Linked DNA regions of Homo sapiens: region 1 is linked to region 2. The links are chromatin contacts, found by Hi-C or POLR2A ChIA-PET in ENCODE. All regions are on one chromosome and are shown on one strand. Each heading gives the region's core, a stretch centred on a gene start or an enhancer-like site at or near the end of the contact. The rest is flanking DNA. Distances are from core to core; before and after follow the strand shown. Region 1 holds the start of RCC2 (regulator of chromosome condensation 2). Region 2 holds the start of PRDM2 (PR/SET domain 2).

Evidence for each region. Hi-C counts contacts between places; a loop is a spot of excess contacts on that map. ChIA-PET counts read pairs that join two places held with the same protein, here RNA polymerase II (POLR2A). Pooled maps may share reads with other maps.
Region 1: a loop to region 2 is called in a map of CD8-positive, alpha-beta T cell, with 13 times the contacts of the local background. The contact joins the promoter of RCC2 here to the promoter of PRDM2 in region 2. A Hi-C loop is called at or near these places in 1 of 168 maps with a recorded cell type or tissue (CD8-positive, alpha-beta T cell), 1 of 37 single-sample maps with no recorded cell type and 4 of 50 pooled maps. POLR2A ChIA-PET finds 5 or more read pairs at or near these places in 1 of 52 experiments (naive thymus-derived CD8-positive, alpha-beta T cell).

What each region holds. Positions count from the first base shown.
Region 1 is chr1:17,438,385-17,441,084 of GRCh38, forward strand. It overlaps RCC2 (regulator of chromosome condensation 2), which reads right to left and starts at 1,293. Exons shown (of 13, transcript NM_018715.4): 1 at 1,161-1,293; 2 at 1-138. The coding sequence starts at 130. LOC124903862 (a long non-coding RNA gene) reads right to left here. Exons shown (of 2, transcript XR_007065508.1): 2 at 1,752-2,669. RefSeq lists silencers at 1-73, 1,393-1,532.
Region 2 is chr1:13,698,919-13,701,645 of GRCh38, forward strand. It overlaps PRDM2 (PR/SET domain 2), which reads left to right and starts at 1,270. Exons shown (of 10, transcript NM_001393986.1): 1 at 1,270-1,382. RefSeq lists a silencer at 1,023-1,792.

The sequences.
Region 1 (2,700 bases), core at 43-2,542, 3.7 Mb after region 2:
TACTGCAGCGCTCGGGCCGCTCGCGCTTCCTGCCCGCCGGGCCGCCGCGTTTCCTGGGCCCGGCGCGGGCAGTGCCGTTGCCCGAGCTCGGCTCCTCCCAGGCCGCCGCCGCCGCCTTCTTCCTGGGCATGGTCGCGGCTGGAGGGAGACACGGGGCAGCGGCGCACAATGGACGGGTTATAAACTGCGCGGGGGGAGGGGAGCGGAGACGAGCCACCCGGCCTCCACTTCCTCCTCTGCCCTCCCCAAAGTGGCGGCCGCAGGGTGGGCGGAGAGGGGGCGAGTTGGGAGAGGAAATCGCGCCCCTCCCTGGCCCCGGCGCGGCTCCTTCGGGGAATCCCGCAGGGCAGCCGGGAGCCCCAGAGGCAATCCCCTGGAGGGAGAATTGAGACCCCCGGCCTATCCGTAAGTTAGGTTTGCCCACAAAGCATCACAGTTGCAACCTCGCCCCCCAAAAGTAAAGGGAAAGTAAAACCAGCCTCCAGTCCCCTAGATTTTCATTAAAGAAGGCTTCGGGACACTTCCAGGATTCCCCCTTGGCACCTGGGTGGTAAGGGAGCCCCTGCTCCCCGGCTACCCCACCTGCTGCTTTTGTCTCCGCAGTCTCCCCCCAAACCCACTCATGGCATTTAATGCAACGCTCTCCCCCACCCCGCATCAGCCCTGGACCCCCGTTCGGCCCCAGCTCAGGGGTGCCGACCTCGGGCTCTAGTTAGCCGAATCCCTACGGCGGACTGCCCCCGGCGACGGGGGAAGAGCCCGAAGAAAGCTGGACCCCAGCCCCAAACACCTGCTCGCACAGACACGAAAAATAAAAACTTTAATGGTGCCCAACTCTCTCCCAGCCCCCTTGCCGGCCGTGCGGCCCGGCCGGTCTCCGATTCGACTGCAAAGTGTCCAGGGCCGCCGCCAGCTCCCCGGCGTCCCTGCGCTCTCCCCTGTCTGCTTTTTTTTTTTTTTTTAATTGATTTTGAACAATGGGATCTCTGTCTGTCTCCGATTAAACCACGTGGATCCGCCTTCCTTCCTCTTTTTATTCCTTCAATCACCCAGCCCCCCTCCCCCAGGTTTTTTTTTAACCTTTTCTCTTTAAAAAAAGGAAAAAAAAAAAAACTTTCCCAGACCCCACAAACTGATCACTGTCGATTTTCAGACCCTACCTGGTTGGAGTGATGAGAAACCGGAGAGAAAAAAGGAAGAGAAGCAACTAAAAGACGGATCGGAGGGCTTTTTTTTTTCCGGCCCAGACGAGGGCTCCAGCCCACTCACCAGATACACTTAAAATGTAAATACGAGCTTCCAGAACAAATGCTACAACACAAAACAGAAACACATGTGCGGCCGCGCGGCAAGCGAGCGCGCGGCGGGGCGGGAGGCGCGGGGCGCGGGGCGCGCGCGCCCCCTGCCGGCCGGCGGACCCGTTGCCGGCGCCCCCGCCCCGCCCGGCCTGGCCCTGCCCTGCCCACCCGAGCCTGCGCCGCGCGCCGCGCGCCTCGCCGCCCGCCTCGGCTCCGCTGCTCCTGCGCCTTTCGCGGGCCCGCGAGCGCGCTTTGGGCCTTCCACGCAGTGCGGCCTGCGCGTCAGGGACTTCTTTGCGGCTTAGGAGGATGTTGGATTGTTTTTCCTGGGCACGTCTAGACAGGTCACATGAGGACACTCGCTGGAAAATAGTTACTTCGCTCACGCAGCAGCCAACAAGGGACGTGCCCTAATTGAGTGATTGGAATGAAAGATGAATACAATTTGAATAATTTTTTCCTGTGCAGAGAGAAGCTGAGTTTTATTTGCCTGTGGATGTGTCCTCAGTATGTAACAAGGTGCTGTGACACGGAAGAATCACATAAAGGTTTGCTGTATTAGTGAATTAATTCATAATTAATTTGAGGGCCGTGGAGGCACTGGAAGCTGGCTTTGAGGGGAACTTTTTCATTTTTTGCCAAATATTTACTGAGCCCCCGGTACATGCAAGACCCACAGTGCCCGGGGCTGCAGAGCCAGTGAACAAGGTTTCCACCCCAGTGGAACGCACAGCCTAACGGAAAGACAGATCAGTAAACAAGTAATTACAACAGTGGTAAGCTTTACAAAGTGATGCCTGTGTAGGAACATTATGGCGAGGGGATTTATCCTAGTCCAGGGCCAGGGAAGGCATTCAGGTGGAAAGTTATGCTGAACAACTTAAAGGATGAATAAGACCCGATGAAAGGGGGCAGGAAAAGTATTCCAGGCCAGGTGGAGTGAACGGGACGCTCCACATTTCGAGATCTTGAGAGACACCTCCTGGGAGGGAAGCTGTCTGGTGGGGCTGGGGTGAGAAGAGCCAAGAGGCTGGGTTCTGAGGAGGTAGGCAGGGGTGCGAGGGCCTGCATAGACCCTAGTGAACCGCAGTGAGGCTTGATCTCGTTCGCGTGTCCTGGGACGGGTGAAAAAAGCCTTGCTTGCTTCCTACCGGTCTCCACCCTCCACCTCTCCACCCCACTTCCATTACGATCTCACCGTCACTTGCTCTCCTCTCAAAGCTTTTCTCCTGCTTCTTTTTTCCTGAGGCGTACCGCACAAGGAAGTTCCTTCTTCAGGCAACTTCTTGAAAACGCATAAAGTTCTAGGATTTTTGTGATTCATTCATTCATTGTTAGTGCAAGAAACAGGACTGGGAAGCATCAAGTGTCCTGTAAAGGAAGACAGAGAAACCAAGAGGCC
Region 2 (2,727 bases), core at 20-2,519:
AGGCTGAGCCACCGCGCCCGGCCTAGCCTCATTCTTTTACAATAAGATAACATGATATATGTTGATACAACACGTTTTCTTTCTTTTTTGAGATGGAGTCTGTCTCTGTCGCCCAGGCTGGCGAGCAGTGGGGCGATCTTGGCTCACTGCAAGCTCCGTCTCCTGGGTTCACGCCATTCTCCTGCCTCAGCCTCCGGAGTAGCTGGGACTACAGGCACCCGCCACGTCGGCCGGCTAAATTTTTGTAGTTTTAGTAGAGACGGGGTTTCACCGTGTTAGCCAGGATGGTCTCGATCTCCTGACCTCGTGATCCACCTGCCTTGGCCTCCCAAAGTGCTGGGATTACAGGCGTGAGCCACTGCGCCCGGCCAACACGTTTTCTTAAGATTAAACCTGTTACATAAATGATCGTTCATAATTTTTGGAAGCACACCTGCCCTTAGTATCCTGTTTTTCCACTGGGTGCTTTCTGCAGATGGCCAACGTAGCCATCACATTCGGATTCTTCCTGACTTCATTCTCAGAGGATTACTTTATCTTGAAGTGCTGAAGGCTCCAGGCACCATCTATAACGACAACTCCCAACTTTCCAGCTCATCTCCAGCCTGTGCTTCTCCCCGACTCAACTCATTTTCAACCACGTGCTAGGCCTCCACCCTTGGATGTCGAAGAGCCATCTCCAGTTCCACCCAGTTCATCTTCATCAGAACATCTATGAGTCGTCGTCTCTGCAGTCCATTTGTTTGCCCGCTTGGGAACAGCAAGCTCCTTAAGGGCAGGACTACTACCGCGCTCTCAGAGGCGCTGCACTGGAACATCGCGGGCACAGGGCAGCGTTGGTCACTGCTCCTGGGTACTAGGGCAGCAAATAAACCCAGCAGCTGCGTCTGTCTGCCTGGAGTTGGATCTTTTTGGTATAGATCCAAACGTAGAAGTATAAGGTCTACGTTTATGTACTTGTCAGATATTTAATGACCTCCAACGATAGACATGCCCCCCCAACACCTCCTTCAGTCTTTTTGATTCTTTGAGAATCTTTGAACCACGCAGGATCCTAGCCCTAGGGTGCGGTCGGACTTGCCGCGACGCCAGCCGCCGGGGTTCCTTCCCGAGGCGCCGCCATGGGATCCGCGGTGACCTACGAGGGGCGGCTGGGTGGTGGCCATTGGGCGACGGCGCAGGGTCAAGGGCCGGGCTCTGGGATCGTGGGGAGACCGGGGGTCCCGGAGCCCCCCAGCCCCGCAGGCCACTGCCTCGCCGCCCGACGTCACTTCCGACTGGAGTCAAGATGGCGGCGGCGCGGCCGCGGGCGCCGGGGCCGGCGAAACAGCGGCGGCGGCGGCGGCCCTCGGTGCTCTGAGGCGCTGGCGCGGCGGGCGCGGGTAAGGAGTGGCGCGGGTGGGCGGCCTCTGGGCTCGCGCCGGGACGCTGGTCCCTCCCCCCGAGGAGCGCGGCGGCGACGGCGGCGGCGACACGCTGGGGACCCGGCGCCGCAGGGATGGCCGGGTCGGCGGACGCGCCCCCTCAGAGGTCCCGGGCGTGCCGGGGGCCCCGGGACGAGGCGCGGGCCTCCGGGTCGGTGGCCCCGCGGGTGGGTGGCGGCGCCGGGCTCCTCCTTGTCGGCCGTGGGGTCCCTGCGGCGAAGTTCGGGATTCGGTTTGTCGCCGTGAAGAGCCGCGCGCCCCGCGGGGGACGCGTGCGGGCTGCAGAGACTGGCCGGGTGCGGGCGGCGGTGGGGCCACCTGGGGCCCCACGTGGGGCCGGGCGCCGTCCCAATTGTCAAGCCGCTGTGCTTTTCTCTTTTGTGTTCCCACTGAGTGTGTCTTGCACATTTGCACTCCAAATTTGTTTTGTGTCTTGCGTCTTTGTGTTTCCCAAATAGTTTTTGTGTGGTTTTAACCTGGAGATTGTCTCCCTCAATGTTCCCATAGACCCACGGGTGTATGTGTGTGTGTGCGCACGCGCGCGTGTGTGTGTGTTACAGACGTGCAACTCTGTTACTAATTTTGCTAATAAAGCTATCAATGAACCTCTTTTGATGGTGGTAAGTGAGACATGAAGTAAACCTAACAGGTCAGTGTCATTCCCCAAACCTTCGTGGTTCTTTCGATCCACGCGTGAGCCACCGACCCTCCGGGCTTGTAGCTTTGTGTCGGGCTGTGAGCTGCGGCAAAGACCCCATAGTTAACCGGGAAGTCCTGATTTCCTTAACTACGCAGCTGAAATTTCCCCTAACAGAAATTTCGTGCTGGCCCCTCACTTTTCTTTTAGTGTTGTATTGAGATTTTGGGTGTATTTGAGACGTGGAACGTCTTTTGCTGAATCCCAGTAGGTCCTTAGATCCCTTTAACCAGACACTAGAAGAATCATTTTTACCCCAGAACTCGACTAAAATGTTTAAGTTTTTGTTTACTCCAGGTTTATTAAAAGTGACCGAAACTTTTAACAACAAATGGAACTCTTCAATGATTTCTTTTACAATGGTACACACTTCGCCTCGGTTTGATCAGTTGTGTCCAAGTATTAGAAAAATGTAGGCCTTTTAAAAAAAAACATGATAGGAAATTTACATATATTAAGGAGGAGGAACTGAGACACACTGTCATACGTTCTTTTTTAGTAGGGTTCTGTGTTTTTGAGATGGTCCAAACTGCCCCATCACTCTTGAGGCTTCCGGACTAACACTTATTGGCCAAATTTTTACATGTAGAATCTTAGTTTAGCCTT